Linked DNA regions of Homo sapiens: region 2 is linked to region 1. Evidence: read pairs that join two places in POLR2A ChIA-PET (ENCODE). Cell type or tissue: CD4-positive, alpha-beta T cell. All regions are shown on one strand. Links, peaks and the distances in the headings refer to the core of each region. The heading gives the core; the rest is flanking DNA. Region 1 has its middle 72 kb from the start of RIPOR2. Region 2 overlaps LOC105374981 (a long non-coding RNA gene).

Region 1 (8,338 bases), core at 112-8,111:
TATCAGTTTTTCAGAATTAACACATTATTATTATTATTATTATTATTATTATTATTATTATTATCATCTCCTTTTTCTTCTTTTCGAGACAGGATCTCATTCTGTTGCCCAGACTGGAGTGCAGTGGCGCAGTCATGGCTCAGTGTAGCCTCAACCTCCCTGGGCTCAAGTGATCCTTGCACCTCAGCCTCCCAAGTAGCTGGGACTACATGCGTGCACCACCACACCTGGGTAATTTTTCTATTTTTTGGTGGAGACGGGGTCTTACTATGTTGCCCAGTCTGGTCTCCACCTTCTGGGCTCAAGCTATCTGCCCACCTTGGCCTCCCAAAGTGCTGGCATTACAAACATGAGCCACCATGCCTGGCCTAAAATCTCCTTTAAAGGTAGCATTACCTCTTATTCCAAGCCTAACTTTTTTATATTTTCAGTAGAATGCGTTCCAGTCTTAGCTTTTCCAACAGGTAAGTGCAAACTTCAGATACTTACTTGTTCAAATAGTATTTTTGAATTCGTATGTTAAAAATAGTCTAATAAATCTGACCCCAGTTCAGTTATGACCATTTACCACTCTTCTTTCATTTGTCATGTCACTGTGTGAATAAAGTACAAATGGAAGCAGCTCTAGTGGTATTTTATATGTCCTAAACACACAATAGTGCATCTGGAGGGGATTTGAGCAGCCCACAGTGAAAAGGAGTAACTGAGTAGAAACAAACCAAGGGATATTATGGTTGTGACATGTTCATTGTCTCAACTTCCTGAGACTTATAGACAGTTTCTGAATACCTCAAAAAAGCACTAAATCTGGCTAAAATACCTAACAACCACAATGATACCCAAACTCAGTGAAAGATGGAAATTAAAATGGAATAACTCATAGGATCCGATTGTTGAATGATGGATATGGAAAAAAAGAACAAGGCACAGACAGGCTTTAGACCACCAAAGTCATGTAACTAAATATCACACAATCAGATGCAAGTTAAAAAAAGTCTCTGTATACCTCATAATCCCTACTGCTTGGTCACAGTGTAGCATTTCCACAGCAGTTCTCCTTGGCCTGGAGAGGGTAACAGCTTCTCCTTTATGTTCACCATTCACCCCCTGTACTGGATTTTTCTCCACCTTGTCGCCTCCTCTCCAGGTTTTCTCCTGCCAAGAAGGGAGATGAGTGCCTGCAAACAGCACTGATTTGACAGTAGCCAGCATCAGGACTCAAGAAGCCAGGGATCCCTGCTCAGCAGGCCAATCAGAGAGATCCCATTATGCAAGGGGCTGCTGAGGGACTATTTGTCCCGAACTGGAGGCAGAAAACTGAAGGATGCCCTTTTAGAGTTTGTATGGGTTGTTTTTGGAGAGAAGCCATGCCATTTTTTTGTTTTGTTTTGTTTTGTTTTACTGGCATCTAGTTTGTGTGTGTGTGTGTTTGTATGTATGTGTGCATGCGCACGTGTGTGCATGTAAATCTGCTGTCTTTGAAGGGAGACAAACATTTTTCCAGTTCCTTCCTTAAGGTACTTTAGTATTCTCACATTTTAATTCCCCATTGTTTTAATTCCAACCATCCAAATATGTTATGATCTGAATCAAAAGCTAGTACCCCAAATGTATTCAAATAGGCTACACACACACACACACACACACACACACACACACACACACACACACTCTGCTGTGTCATCCATTCTATTACCCCCAACATCATGGTATTAATTAGTGAATTCTTTCACCCTTAAGCTACAGCTGATAGCTTTGCACCAGGAGAATTTCTCTGCCTATTTCCCTATCTGGCAGAGCTAACAGGATTGGAGTGGCTACTCCTGCAGTAACACTTCACACTGTTGTGGTCACCAGAGGTTGAAGGAGGCCCTGGGGTTTTCATCTACGAGGCTGACTCTGACCGGGTTGTCCGTAGATTTAGACTAGGTTCCACCTTAATCAAACCAAATACAGCTCAAAATGTTTCTCCAGCAGATTACAAATCAATTTACCAGACAAAACTCCCCATTAATCCATAAGTGTCATAGAGCGACCTGCACAGACCTGCAGAGCATCTATACAACAATGATATTTTGTGTTCTGATTTTCCTACCTGTGCAATTGTAAAATATCCCTAAATAGCCGGTATTTATAAGTTTTCATTTGAAAGAAGCATAAGAAATCTATGTCTCATCTTAGTCAATGAAAAAAAATTATCCTTAACTGTGAACAAAGTCAGAGACATAGTCTCTCACAAGTGGGAATGAAGAAATTATGCAGGACCTATTTAGCTTCTGGTGAATGTGGCAGGTATTTCCAAGGGGTGTTTCAAAAATAAAATCCCTATGGAGATATATATATATATATATATATATATATATATATATATATATATATACATTTACCGATCAAAAGATATGCCATTATATACATCACCTTCTTCTCCTGTTTAACTTGACATTTTCTTCATGATCACTGAGCTCTGGGATCCCAGCCCTCCTACAATAGTGCTCTCCTGCCATGGTGACTCACTAACTTGTTCGTTTCAAAAGTGTTCTCAGATGATGAAAGCAATAGAACATTCAGAAAATAAAATAAAACTCTACAATTCTATGCCCAGCACAAAAGCTGCTCTAAGGTTTATATATTTCCTTCCAGGCTTTTTAAATTTTGAATCCTTACTTTAAAATATTTCTGTTAAACAGGCATGAGAAATCATTATAGGAAAATGAGACTACAACAGAAAATCATAAAAGGAAAACAATTAGAATACTCTCTAATCCCTCCACTCAGAAATAAATACTGTTAACATGTATACAGTTTTTCTTTCTCTTTCCATATACCAACACATGTTTTTAAAGGATTACTTTTCAATGCTCATGCCTCTTTCTGCCTTCATTCATTCGTTTATTCATTTGTTCAATAAACATTAATTGAGCACCTACTATAATACCAGCCAGCACTTTACTAGAGTTAAAACAATGCACAAAAAATGGCATGGCCTCTCATGGTTCTCATGATTCTTATAGTCTACAGGGGAAGATAGATCTCAAACAAATAATTACTACTTTTTCTTTGAGGAATAAATTGTATTTGTCTTCAGGCCTTAAAGTCTCATCTGTCTTTTCAAATCTCTCTTGCCACCTCACCCCCACAAATTCCAATCTCCCTCTGCTTTTGTTCATTATTAAACCTTCATCACAATTCAAGTGAAAGGTGTCCTGGAACTCTCTGTTCTTTTTTTGAAGAGTTCATCCCCTGTGTCCTCCAGGCACAGGTGAGTCACTGAGCTGGGAGGTGGCTCTGTGGAGTACGGACTGTACCACCAAGTGGCCTTGCACAAGTTTTTGATAACACCTACCAGAGCCACGAGAGTTCTGAGAATTCTCCCCACAGGAAGAGGAAGCATTTGGAATAGGAAGTAAGACTGAGCTGCCAAATATAGCACAGCTATATAAGAAGCCAGGTTGAGAAAGAGGAAACATGCACTCTTTTCAGCTGCCAGGCAGCACTTTGCTTTGGGGAAAAACAAACAAACTGTGCCATGGCTGAAAGCCTAGAGGAGCTGGAACTCAAATGCTGTGTGGTGTGCCTGCTGGGACCCTGTGGCTCTGGAATGGAACGCTGTGGGAATCCCAGTGCCAGGCTCTGGGAGGGTCTCTTGCTCAACCAAAAGCAGGGAGAGTTCTCCATAACCAAGGGCCTGCAGCAATTATTTGATTAACTTCACCAAGTTTCTGCTCTGTTTTCTGTTTTGGCTATGGTGACATGGACTTTTGTTATTATTATTATTAGTCTTCTTAATACTGCTGGAGAGAATGGCCAGTATCTTAATATCTTCAATAGATAAAGAAAAGCCTATTAAAGGCAAAATACCATGAACAGAGGCTATTCTGTGTCTACACGGTAAGCTGGATCTTCTAGTCCACCTGAGTAGTGGCCTGCTTCTCAGAGGAGGTAACTTCTCTGATATTGTTGGTCTTATCCTGTGGGTTGAAGAAGTGAGCACAAAGGACCTGCTGATTCATTTTCACATTCTCATCACTGACACTGCCTGCTCCACCACGGGCGCTCAATACTATGACAAATCCTCACTTGGTCAATTTTGTGAATGTGACATACTGAAAAATGTTACCATAAATAAAATGAGTGGGTTTTCCCTATGTACATAATAAGCAAGATATGATCAAATGAAGTTTCACTTTACCAATATGCAGGCAATTATTATCTTTATAATTGTTACTTCATTTTCCTTTGGCCTCTCTAAAAGTCCTGTGCTCTCTGACCTTATTCTTCTTCCCCAGACACCTTGCACTCTTGGCCCTTCCTTCCTGCCCTCCCCATCTTCCTTCTCGGTGATCTTAGGCACCCCCATGGCTTCAACTGTATCATCTCTGTCAATAACTCCACATTTACATCCATGCCCAGGCTTTTCTCCCCGGCCCCAGAGCTGTTCTTCCAACTGCTGTAGACATTTCTACATTGATATCCGGGAGGGACCTCAAACACAACATACCAACAAATAAGCATGCTGTAGCCCCACCTGCCCTCACCCCTAGTTTGCCCCCGACCTCTATTTCCTATCATGTTTAGTGGCATCATCCCAGGCAACCAATGCTGGAAACACTGGAAATACCTCCAATGAAAATGTCAAATGGAACTGTTTCTGCCTTATTTTTATTTTTTAAAAATATTTTAAAACTATTTTTATTAAAATCAGTAGTAAGAATCTGCCTCATGTTTTACTGTGATGCCAAGACAAGCATGGTAGCTGAATGATGGTCCCCCAAACACATCCACATGCTAGTCTCTAGAACTGCATGGTGAAAGGGACTTTGCAGATATAATTAAGTTAAGCATTTTTTTTTTCAACCATGTTGGTCAAGCTGATCTCGAACTCCTGACCTCGTGAGACACCCGCCTCGGCCTCCCAAAGTGCTGGGATTACAGGCGTGAGCCACCGTGCCCAGCTAAGTTAAGGGTCTTGAGATGGGGAGATGGCCCTGGATCATGCAGGAGGGCCTGATGTACTCAAAAGGGTCCCCATAAGAGGGGTCAGTCAGAGAAAGAGATGTGAGGACAGTGGCAAAGGCTGAAATGCTGTGGCCACAAGCGAAGGTGGCTCTAGAAGCTGGAAAAGGCAAGGAAACAGGCTCCAAGCCTTGAGGGGAATGCAGCCTTTGAGTTAAGCCTTGTAAGATCCATTTTGGACTTCTGGCCTATAAGACTTGGACTTCTGGCCTATAAAACATAATAAAATTACACTGTTTTAAGCCACTATATTTTGGGTAATTTGTTACAGTAGCAATAGGACACCAATACAATAAGAGATTTCAGATATGAAAGGGAGCAGGAGATGATTTCCAAAGAAAGTGGCCTCTCTGACATCTGCTCCAAGAATAAAAGTGGTAGAAATTGGTCAGGATGCCAAGGAAATTTGATGAGGAGATAGGCAAGATGATGGCTCTGGAGGAGCCATTGGCATTTGTGGGTCTCCTTCCATTCCCTCTAGGGAAGTGCCAGGGTTGAGAAGCACTGTTCTTGGCAGTTCAGCAGGTGCTACTTTCCACTTGGTATATTGGGAAACTAAGCAGGGAGAGGTCAATAGCTTGCTTGAGCTCATGTAGCTTGTTAGGGATGAAGCCAGGACACTGATGCAGGATGGCTCTTGTCCATGCTGACTGCTGCCTCACCTCAGAGAAGGCAACAAAAGCAGAGACTGGAGCTCTAATTGATGCAGGGTCTTGCTGGTGGCATCCCACTGCTCTTGGCTTCAAAAGCATGGGCGAGTGATGTTGGTCTCGTGGGGAAAGGCAAGCCCCTCGCAGTAGGGAGCACAAAGGGAAGAGGAGCTTACTAAGACCAGTGTCAAAAACAGGAGAAGACCTGCTTCTGTAAGCAGGTCAGACAGAATACAGTGTTCTTTATCCCTTGCTTCTCTGCCTTTCAACCTTTATCTTGATTAGCAGTTTCTCTGAATTCACTTTCCTCTTTCTGGTAACTCAATCCTAAATACTCCAGCCTGAGTTGTTAATTTGGTCGATTAAACAAGAGAAATCCCTTAGAAATCGTCTTACCATTCTGAAGTCCATATTCCTCCAGAAATATTTACTTCTGCCAGATAAATACCAATGAATTCGTAGGAAATGTTTCCTCCATTTTAACTTTGATCAAACTTCATTCAAAACCATGAAACCAAAAGAAGAAACCACAAAGCTCGTTACCACCCAGATGGCTCCCAGCTTATGAATAAGTTGTATTCCAAAAGTTGGCTTGTAAATCAGCGGTTCAGTATGTATGGTGGCCTTTCCCGCAGAAACCGTGTTTTAAATGGTGGTCAAGTTTCAAGCTCTCCCATAAAGTCTATCTAACTCATGAGATAACAAGTAATATTAACAGATAATAGAATTCCAGAAATTCTTTATGATTATTTTTTGGGAGGAAAGCAGGATAAGGAAAGAACGATACTTCCTGTGGGTGGAGGTGGGGACTCAACTGTCTCCAAGCAAAGAGGCCACACAGCCTTCTACTGCCCTGGGCCAAGTGGGTTTTGTGGCCAGCAGGAAAGGCCCTGTGGTGTGGCATGAGGCAGGAGAGCATGGGAGAACGGATGCCCAGAAGAACTTCCAGGAGAGAGTTAGGAGGAAGTAGTTCAGAGAGACAGAGGATCAAGAACAGCTTCAAGAGAAGAGAAAACTGGAGAGGAAGCAAATGGAAAATGTTTACAGGTATTATAGTAGGTTATGAGTTTAATTCTTTTTAATGTTTGCTATAGTTTGAATGTTTGTCCCCCATTAACCTCAGGTTAAAATTTAATCCCAATGTTGGAGGTGGGGCCTAATGGAGGTGTTTGGCCATGGGGACAGATCCCTCATGAACAGTCTCGTGCCCTCCCTGGGGATGATTGAATCATCACTATATTAGTCCCCTCTTCCCACCAGAGCTGGTTGTTAGAAAGAGCCTGGCCCTCCTTCCTCCCCCTTTCCTCCTCTGTCACCCCATGAGCTCTACAGAGCTGGCACCCCTTCACCTCCCGCCTTGAGTGGAAGCAGTCTGACGCCTTCACCAGATGCAGATGCTGGTGCGAGGCTTCGTGTACAGCCTGCGGAACCATGAGCCAGATAAGCCTCTTTACTTGACAGATTACACAGTTTTTCCTTTAGGGCAAAACAAAATGAACTGAGACAGTGTCCTTCAAGAGATTCAAGTGAAAATTAGAATTATTTTAAAATTACTTTTTCTTGTTAGATGGCATTTTTTGACTAGAACTCTATACTAGGATTGGGCTATGGGAGCGCCAGGATTTATATGGGCTTTATAAGTAGGAGCCTGTGCTATAGATCCTATATTATTCAGGCAAGCAGGAAAGAAAAGATTTCCTTCCACTTCCACTCCGTAAACGTTTCTTAAGCCAACATTTTTTTAGTGCTTGCTAGGTCTCTGGTGCTACAAGGGACACTAGACAGGATGAGATACAAAAATAAATAAGATGGACTTCTTGCCTTTGAGGAGCATATAGGTTATAGGGGAAGACACCACTGCCAACAAATGATCCCCATGCGTGCTACACTAGAAGTGTGTGCAAGTAGCATAGGGACACAGATAAAGAATGGCTTCTCTGCCTGGGTGGTTGGGAAAGGTTGTTCTCTCTAGTTGGGACCCTGCTTGAGTCTGTCCCTTATATCTTCTGCCTTCAAATATCTTCCCATGTTACTTCATCCTGTTCTTCACTTTTTCATCTACAGAATCTATGAAAAAAAATTTGTTTTTACAATGACTCATTGGAAAAGAAGAATTTGGCAATGAGCAGTGGAGGGAGGCTAGGAATGCCAACAGAAATGGTGGTTACATGTTTTAATATTTTATAAATTTTATAAATTAGGAATTGGGTTTATATATATGTCCACATATGTATATGTACATGTAGGTATATATGTGTGTGCATGTATATAATGTGTGCATATATGTGTGTGCATTGTAATCAAAAGGAAGTCTCCAGAAGGAGCAGTTTCCCAGGATCCAGTCTTCTGGTGAGACACTGGGGATGACACGGGGATTGACAGGGCTCCAGGCATCACTGCCACATTACTTTGGATCTTGTATCTGAACTCTAGAATATGTCACATAGTCATCAAACCACAGTTTAGTCTGCTTTTCCACAAAGGAAAACTTTATCTGTTGGCCTGTGTTACACTATAATGTGTGAGGGGAATTGGATGGTGTTACATCGGGAAGCCAAGCAAAGTTTATTGTTTCTTGGGATTACATTCTTATATTTTTATATTCTTTAATAAAGCACAGGCTGGAGCATAAGTAAAAGGAAGCAAGTTCTTAACTACTAAAAATTGACTGCATG
Region 2 (8,338 bases), core at 214-8,213, 55 kb before region 1:
GGATTACAGGCATGAGCCACCACATCCAGCTAATTTTGTATTTTTAGTAGAGATGGGGTTTCTCCATGTTGGTCAGGCTGGTCTCAAACTCCCGACCTCAGGTGATCCGCTCACCTTGGCCTCCCAAAGTGCTGGGATTACAGGCGTGAGGCACCACGCCCAGCCACTCTCCTATTTCAAACATTTTTTTGCCTTTTAAATGTCAGTTCAGGTTGACCACAGGGAAACTTTGTAACGACCAATGGGTCAAGCTTCTGAGGCACTGGTTCTGGCCCCTTTTCCTCCTCTCTCCAACCCTCTCCCTCTTGTCCCTGTTCCCTGACTTCTCTTAGGTGTCAAAAACAATCCAGGGCTCATTTCATCTCTGTACATCCATGTCACTCTCTCCTCCTTAACTCTTCAAATAGTATCTTTTTTTTTCCTTTTCTTAGAACCATATCTGGTGTGACAACAATTTGAAAAGCGCCACCCATCCTCTCTGAGACCACAAACAGCGCTGAAGGCAGTGAACCAAGACTTACAAACAAGGGTGTAGACCAAGGAAAATGCTGGGGGCCAGAGGAGGAGAAAGCAAGAAGATAGAAACACCATAGTTTCAAGAGGGAGGGGAGCAGAAAGCCGCCAGCTCTCCAAAAAACAAGAAGCAAAACCCAGAACTCAAACCTCATGAAAGTATCACGAGGTTGAAGCCTTTAAAAGGTGTTTTTACAGCAGATTTTAGAGACTTCTCACCTTACCAACGGTTATAAACCCGTATCCTTGCAAATTCAGCAGTAGAGTCATTAGATTGCCCTCTCAGCCTCTGCACGTGAAGGGTCTCAGGGCTTTTCAGGACATCTTTAGGGTCAGGTTTCGTGAAATAGGTAGGTTGGGCCAGCTTTCTGGGGACTCTAAGCAACCTTGGAGAAAATGGGCAGGAGTAAATAAAGGTATGCCAGCTTGCTTTTTCCAGTGGGGACTTGGCAAATGCCAAAAACAGTATAAATATTATATTCCCATCTTCTAATATCATGGAAACCCATGGTGGCAATGGGGCGCAGGGCTCACTAGCCACCCTGAGGTGAAGAAGTGGCCCCTCAGAGATCTGAAGCTGGTTAGCAAGAGTTCACCAGGGCCTAGCTCCTTGTCCCTCAGGGAAAGCCCCTGGGTGCTATAGCCCACCACCTGGAAGGGGCAGCCCCTGGAGAAATGTTAGAATTCTGGGTGAATTATTTTCTTATGAAATTTCATCCAAAGTTTTAACAAAGTACCAAATAGGAGAGTTGTTAAGTATTGTGAGTGAGTGAGGTGGAGGAAGCAGAGCGGGGAAGGGGTGGCTCCACTCTCTCACTATATTCACTGCTCATCCTAGAGATGACCTAGTGTCAAAAACGTTGCAAATGCAACCAGCTGCCTGTTGCATCCATGTAGTTCAGTTGTTGCTATTTACAGGGTAGTATAAATGCCCGGTGCTGCTATGAACCAAGGTGCTGAGTATCAAATGTTCCTGGAAGAGCACCTAGTAGTGTTTCATTGGATGGTTTCTAGTAAAAACTTTATGCAAAAGTAATATGGTATTGCTGATTATAGGTATTATCTGATAATAATAATCCTGTCAAGTACTTGCTTGGGCCAGATCACTCTGTGAAGGCAGAAAGTTGGCAATGCTTGTCTTAAATGCAAGATTCTTTCTCTTTTCTTCCTCCCTCCCTCCCTCCTATTCAACCATCCTTTATTCACCCTTGGAAAAATTTGGGCTCTGCATTCACTCTTGCACAATCCTGTAATCTCATGGTTTACTTTATGATGACAATATTAATGACAATAAAGGCACATTTTCCCTAAGATACTTGGGAGTATGTGTGGCTTATCCTTCTGTTTTCCTTACGAAGTAAAAGGGAGCTCAGTGTGTCTGTCCTCACTTTACTGATGCAGAGATTAAGGACAAGGAATCTAAGTGAATGGGCAGTAGGGGACATGAAACATGGCAGGGTCACCGGAGCAAGCCAAAACACTTTTGAAGAGCCAGTGAGTCAAACCTGTGGAAACCTATGCCAGAAAGTTCTTACAGGGATGACTGAACTGTTCCATCTGAACAAAAAGAAAATATATTCATTTAAACAAGCCTAAAGTGCAGCTATCTAACAGGCGAGGTGGATGGGGTTGGGTGCATAGGGTTTGCTGCTTTAGTGCTGATTTCTCAAATCTTTTATTTTCTCTGCTGACCTCTGCAGTACCATAGAACACAGTCCAGGCATTAGACTTGCAGCCACAGGATCTAGGTCTTGTGTGTCAGTTTTGAAGGCAGCATGCCCTGCTAGACTGCGACATCCTAGAAGACAAAGGTCAGCCAAGATCTTTGCGTGAGGCCTGATAGAAATCAATGTTCCAGACATTTTAAAAATCAATGACTTCATTGATTTCCAGAAGTTCTCTAGGCAAGAGCGATCAGAGACTTTAGAAGTTCATATCAACATGGAAGTGGTAGAATGACACCTGAGAGAGTAGTGGGTGGTCACCAGGTCACAGGTGTCAGGGTGATCGGAACACTCTGCCCTACAGTGACCTTTGCTCTACCTCCCAATATTAGGCAGAGGAACTACCATTACACAGAGCCTGATTATGGTTTTTATGCTCAGGAGAACTTGTGTTGTCTTCTAAGTGCTGCAGCCCCCAGGTTTTTTGTAAGAGAGGGGCAAATAGACATTTTCTCACGTAAATTAATCAGCTCATTCATGAGTTTTGCAGTCGAATCGCTGTCTTTGCATGGTGTTGTCTGCCAACTAATGGAATAGGGGGTCTTCAAATTTTGTTGACAAAGATAAGACTTCCGTAAAAGGATCCCTTCAAAAGCAGCTTAAAGAGAATTCCGAAGCAACTGTGCTTATAACAATAAATGTTTCTCCATCACTTTCTTTCCAGTTCCTTTGCCTCACGCTTCTGCTACTCTAGTTGTTTTTCCCAGTTTCTCTCCTGTTTACATGCGCTAAAAGAAAACTGTGTAAGGCACTTCATAGGAACATTAAAAACTGGTACAAAGGAAATGTCATGGTTGGTGGGGCGGAGTTTTTAAAGGTTTGGTGAGAAAAAGAAATCCAGACCTTGCTTCTGGCATTTTCTGGGTAGGATTTTTTCACTGGTCCCTAATTCACAGAATAATCAGCTTTGGCAGCAATATTTAGTTCTCCTTTCTTTCTACACACTGGGATGAGGGCATATGAGAACGGAACTTGTGGTAAAGACTACCTTGCCACAACAGGACCCCACCCTGCTTACCTTCCGCTGGATCCACAGTAGTCGTAAATATGTAGTGAATTGTAAATGTGGGGCTTCCTGTATTCTGCAGTGGACATTGCCACACCACTGTCTCCAGTGGAATGAACCAGAATGTAAAATTTATACCTCTTTTGAAATGCGATGGAGCAACATAGGATGACCACATTTTTTCTGTACTATATTGCACTCTTTTGCACAATGTGTAAGAACACAACATGAGAAACCCACAAAGAAGGAAATAGAACAACTGAGGTTGTTGGCTGGGTAGGCTGCAAGGTAAAGCGCAGAATAGTAAATGCCCCACCTAGCCAACATCCTCTGCCAGCTGTTATTCCTGTCACCTAATCTCTACTGCTCTCTCTCTATTATTCTTTCCTATCATCCATCCATTCATCCAGCCAGTCAGACAGCATTTACTGGGGATCCTGTCATGTTGGCTGCTGGGGATATAGACTGCGAGTAGTATGCTGGTAAAAACTAAATAACTAGCTCTGAGGTAAGGGAGCTGATTTGCAGTGCTTATGGATTTTCATAGTGCTAATACTCCCACCATGACTAATTTCAAGCTACTAATGCAACATCATTGAAGCAAAGTTGGGAAGAGATGCACAGTAGCACACCATTTCCACCAACCAGATACAATCGATGTAAATAACCTCCAGTGCACAGATAATAATAAAAGGTAGTAATGAGGAGCTGATGAGTATTGAGTATTTATTAGCATTGTTTTAAATGTAATTTATTTAATTGCACACTTATATAATTTAATTTTAAATCATGGCTGTTTTAACAAACAGCTCACAACATTTCTGAAACTAACAACTGGCTCTCATAAGCAGGTATGTGCTGACTCCAGCACACCACTAGACAGAAAGAAACAATGTATGCTGTTTGCTTTACAAAAGTCTTTTTTAAATCTAGAAAGAATAACATACACATGTAAATAAGGAGTAGCCATATAGTTAATGTGATAACGCAGTAGGGGAAAGTGCTGGGCATAGAATTAGTGGGAAGCACAGTGAGAACCTGTTATGCACTGAATGTATGTGTCTCCCCGAATTTCATATATAGAAGTCCTAATCCCCAGTGTGGCTGTATTTGGAGTAAGGAAGTATTAATAATGAAGGTTATGGCTGGGTGTGGTGGCTCATGCCTGTAATCCCAGCACTTTGGGAGGTCAAAGCGGGCGGATCACCTGAGGTCAGGAGTTCAAGACCAGCCTGACCAACATGGAGAAACCCCGTCTCTACTAAAAATACAAAATTAGCCAGGCATGGTGGTGCATGCCTGTAATCCCAGCTACTTGGGAGGCTGAGACAGGAGACTCTCTTGAACCCGGGAGGCAGAGGTTGCGGTGAGCCGATATTGTGCCATTGAATTGCAGCCTGGGCAACAAGAGCAAAACTCTGCCCCCCCCCAAAAAAAATTAAGGTTAAATGAAATCATAAGTGTGGGGCCCTGATCTGATAAGATTAGTGTCCTTATAGAAGAGACACTGGAGAGCCCTCTCTCTCTCCAGGTGTGTGCCCCACAGAAAGACCATGTGAGGACATAATGAGAAGGCAGCTTCCTGCAAGCCAGGAAGAGAGCTCTCACCAGAAAGCGAATCAGCTGAGATGGGGTTCAGGCCATGCTACTTCAAAGTGTGGTACCTTGGCATTTGAGAAAACAGCAGAAGCAAGAAGGTCGCTCTCACCTTTCCCTCATCCTTCTCTGCTGAAGCGGGTCACAAGGCTTTCATTTGAGAAGTACCTTCCCTATACCTGGAGGAATGGTAGACCCTTATTTCTGAAGACACAAAGACACAAAGAAGAATCTGAACAGTCTTCAAAACATTCCCCCAGTTTATGAACATTAGATGATCCCTTTGTCCAATCATACATCTGCATGACTGTCTCCTCGTCATCAAACCTAAGCATAAAAATACACAAGCTTCTCTGTTTCTTTGAGTCTTCATTTCTAAAGGCTCCCCTGTCATGTAAAACTTACGTTCATTAAATTTGTCTGCTTTTCTCTTGTTAATCGGTCCTTTGTTATTGGAGCCTCAGTCATGAACCTAGTGATGGGAAAGAAGGATATGCTTTCTTCTTACAGCTGGAACATTGATGATCTTGGACTTCTAGCCCCAAGAATTGTGATGAAATACATTTCTGTTGTTGAAGCCACCAGGGCTATTTTGTTATGGCAGCCCAAGCATACTAATACAGAGCCCTAAATAAAATTACCTGGAGGGCGGGTTGGTAACTTGGACTCAACAGAAGCACCTGAGGATGCTCAGAGGCAGGCTGGTTTGCATTTAGCAAGTGGACCTCCCTATTCCTGAATATTTTCTCTTATCGCTAGTCAGTGTCTTCAGATACAAACACCCTGGCACAATTATGATCCTTGGCAGAATGTTGACTTTAGAAGGGAGAACTCCAACTTTGAAGCCCAAGCTGAGAAACACAGCAGGGCAGGTGAGGATTGGTGACCAGTGACTGCCGCTGCAACACAGGAATCACACCTGGTGAACTGTGCAGGCCCAGTCTCTCTCTCCTTTTTTTTTTTTTTTTTGAGACAGGGTCTCACTCTGTTGCCCAGCTTGGAATGCAGTGGTGTTATCATGGCTCAGTGCAGCCTTAACCTCCCAGGCTTAAGCGTTTCTCCTGTCTCAGCCTCCCAGGTAGCTGGGACTACAGGCATGTGTCACCATGCCTGGCAAATTTTTTGTAGAGACAATATCTCACTATATTGCTCAGGCTGGTCTCGAACTCCTGAGCTCAAGTGATCCTTCTGCCTCAGCCTCCCAAAATGCTGAGATGACAGGTGTGAACCACTGCACTCAGCCTTAGGCCCCGTCTTTAATAGTGGCTTCTCATGGCAAAGAAATAAACAGCACACGTTGGATTAATAACGTATTCTCATTCCCAAGAGTCCTAGCATTGATAATAAAATGTATGCCTTCTAGAATGAGAAAGTCTTTGAGATTCTTAGACATTTTGGTGGCTGTGCAGCACTTAGGGCATTCTTCCTAATGTGGTATATATGGACATGAACAAATAGTAAAAGAATTAAGAGTTGTGGCCGTTTATATATCCTGATTTGTAGAACAGGTAATGACATATATACTGAGTATGTGTAGATGTGCTTAGAGGAAAGGATGTTGGCCAAAATGTGAACAAGGATGTTATCTCTGGATTAGATATTTTGGGAGGAGAGTTTACTTCTATATGTTTGCTTGTATTGTTTGCATTTTAATTTTTTGTCAAAAAATTTATCAATTTATAATACCTGTCCATTGTAAATAAAGCAAGTAAGATTTAAAAAGGAAGTTTAAAATCCAACCATAGTCCCAAGAGCCAGAAATAAGCACTGTTAATATTTTGGCTTAGAACCTTCCAGATCTTCCGCTATGCGTGGCATATTTTCTTTGTAACCTCTCATCAGCCTTGGATTAATCTGTCTCCATATCCTAGACCGGGGCATCTGAGCCCTGGGGGACAGAAGGCTCACAGCTCACACAATATTAAGTTAGTTTTAAAACACAGTAGGCCCCTCACCCCTGCTCACAATTTTTAAAAAAGATCTCTAGTTAGCCCTTTTTCATTCCTCCCCCCACTATTTCAAAGCTTAAACCATTCTCCCTATCTCACCTCCTATTTCAGAGAAAATATAGACCATCAAGCATGACTCTCTTACTTTCTTCTCTTCCGCTTTTAAATCTGCAGTTTCTTTTCTTCCCCTCTGTTATAGTTGAAAACCTATCTCTTACTCCGTCTAAGGTCCATGCTGCTCCTTCAAAAAAAAAAAAAAAAAAATTACAAGCCTGGTGCAGTGGCTCACGGCTGTAATCCCAGCACTTTGAGAGGCTGAGGTGGGTAGATCACTTGAGGTCAGGAGTTCGAAACCAGCCTGGCCAACATGATGAAACCCTGTCTCTACTAAAAATACAAAAAAATATTAGCCAGGTGTGGTGGCAGGTGCCTGTAATCCCAGCTACTTGGGAGGCTGAGGCAGGAGAATTGCTTGAACCTGGGAGGCGGAGGTTGCAGTGAGCCAAGATTGCAGCAACCGCACTCCAGCCTGGGCGACAGAGTGAGACTCTGTCTCAAAAAAAAAAAAAAAAAAATTACAACTTTTCTCTGGTTTTGTAATTAATCATATCCATATTGAAAATGTTAGGAAATATGAAAGACACAAAGAAGAAAATAAAAATCACATGTAACTCAAACATTAAGAGACAATTACTGCTGGCATTGTAGATTCTTTGTTTTTTCCACACATGATTGTGTGTCTCTGCACATTAAATAAGTATTTTTACACAATTGAAATTATTCCGCACATGCTATCTCATAAATCTCTTTTTCCCTCTTACAATAGATCATAAATATTTTTGCATGACTACAAATATTCTACACTGAGATTTTAAGATGATTTTTTAGGTTAAAAATAACTTTTTCCTTATTTTAAAAGCAGTGTATGCTTATTGTGAAACCATTAGACTTTTGTTAAAAGGGAGAAAAACTTAAATACTTATCATCTTACCTCTGAGATATGATGAGCTGACATAATTTTTATATAAATTTAATAAAAATAAGTTCAGTCAGATATCATTCTATATCATTTGTGATATGCAAATATTTCATTTAATCCTCATGACACGCTAGGTAGTTGTAATTATTATGATAATCCCCACTTTCTAGATGAGGAAACTGAGGCCTAAGGAATTTAAGTAATCTGTTTGAAGTTTTTAAGCGGTAGAGGTGGGCTATGGACCTAGGCAGTCTGCCGCAGAGGCTGGAGTTTTAATAACTCATCTGTACAGCTCTCAATTTATAGGGAACGTCTTTCCACATCAATAAATCTTGCTCTCTGTGCCTTGCTTGCAAATATCTACTCTAGCTCAGAATCAGATAAACATTGTTTTGTTTTCTTGTAGTTCTTTTAAGATTTTCTCTTTCGATTACCAGTTGCACGTAGAATTACTTTTGTTTTTGCTGTGGGTGGATTCTCACTTCAGGTTTTTTCCAAATGGTTAACAAATGATCCAAGTTTTATTTATTGAACAACCTATCGTTTCTCCACCAACTTAAACTGTTATCTT

Evidence for each region. ChIA-PET counts read pairs that join two places held together with the same protein. Peaks named below come from ENCODE experiments on the same cell type or tissue, not always from the same donor. Only the 100,000 strongest peaks of a DNase experiment are listed, where the experiment ranks them.
Region 2: POLR2A ChIA-PET joins it to region 1 with 9 read pairs; 11 of 35 experiments call an interaction of 5 or more read pairs at or near these places.

Annotation. Positions count from the first base shown.
Region 1 is chr6:25,003,362-25,011,699 of GRCh38, forward strand. It overlaps a transcript of RIPOR2 not described here. Among named protein-coding and RNA genes, the nearest start is that of RIPOR2, 72 kb to the left of the region's middle. RefSeq lists a silencer at 5,705-5,857. In CD4-positive, alpha-beta T cell, for the core only: no CTCF peak of the experiment used is centred there; DNase peaks (open chromatin) are centred at 3,380, 4,030 and 6,200; H3K4me3 peaks cover 797 bases; H3K27ac peaks cover 3,323 bases.
Region 2 is chr6:24,948,666-24,957,003 of GRCh38, forward strand. It overlaps LOC105374981 (a long non-coding RNA gene), which reads left to right. Exons shown (of 3, transcript XR_007059514.1): 3 at 432-1,826. It also overlaps a transcript of RIPOR2 not described here. Among named protein-coding and RNA genes, the nearest start is that of RIPOR2, 17 kb to the left of the region's middle. In CD4-positive, alpha-beta T cell, for the core only: no CTCF peak of the experiment used is centred there; DNase peaks (open chromatin) are centred at 556 and 3,256; H3K4me3 peaks cover 3,387 bases; H3K27ac peaks cover 6,725 bases.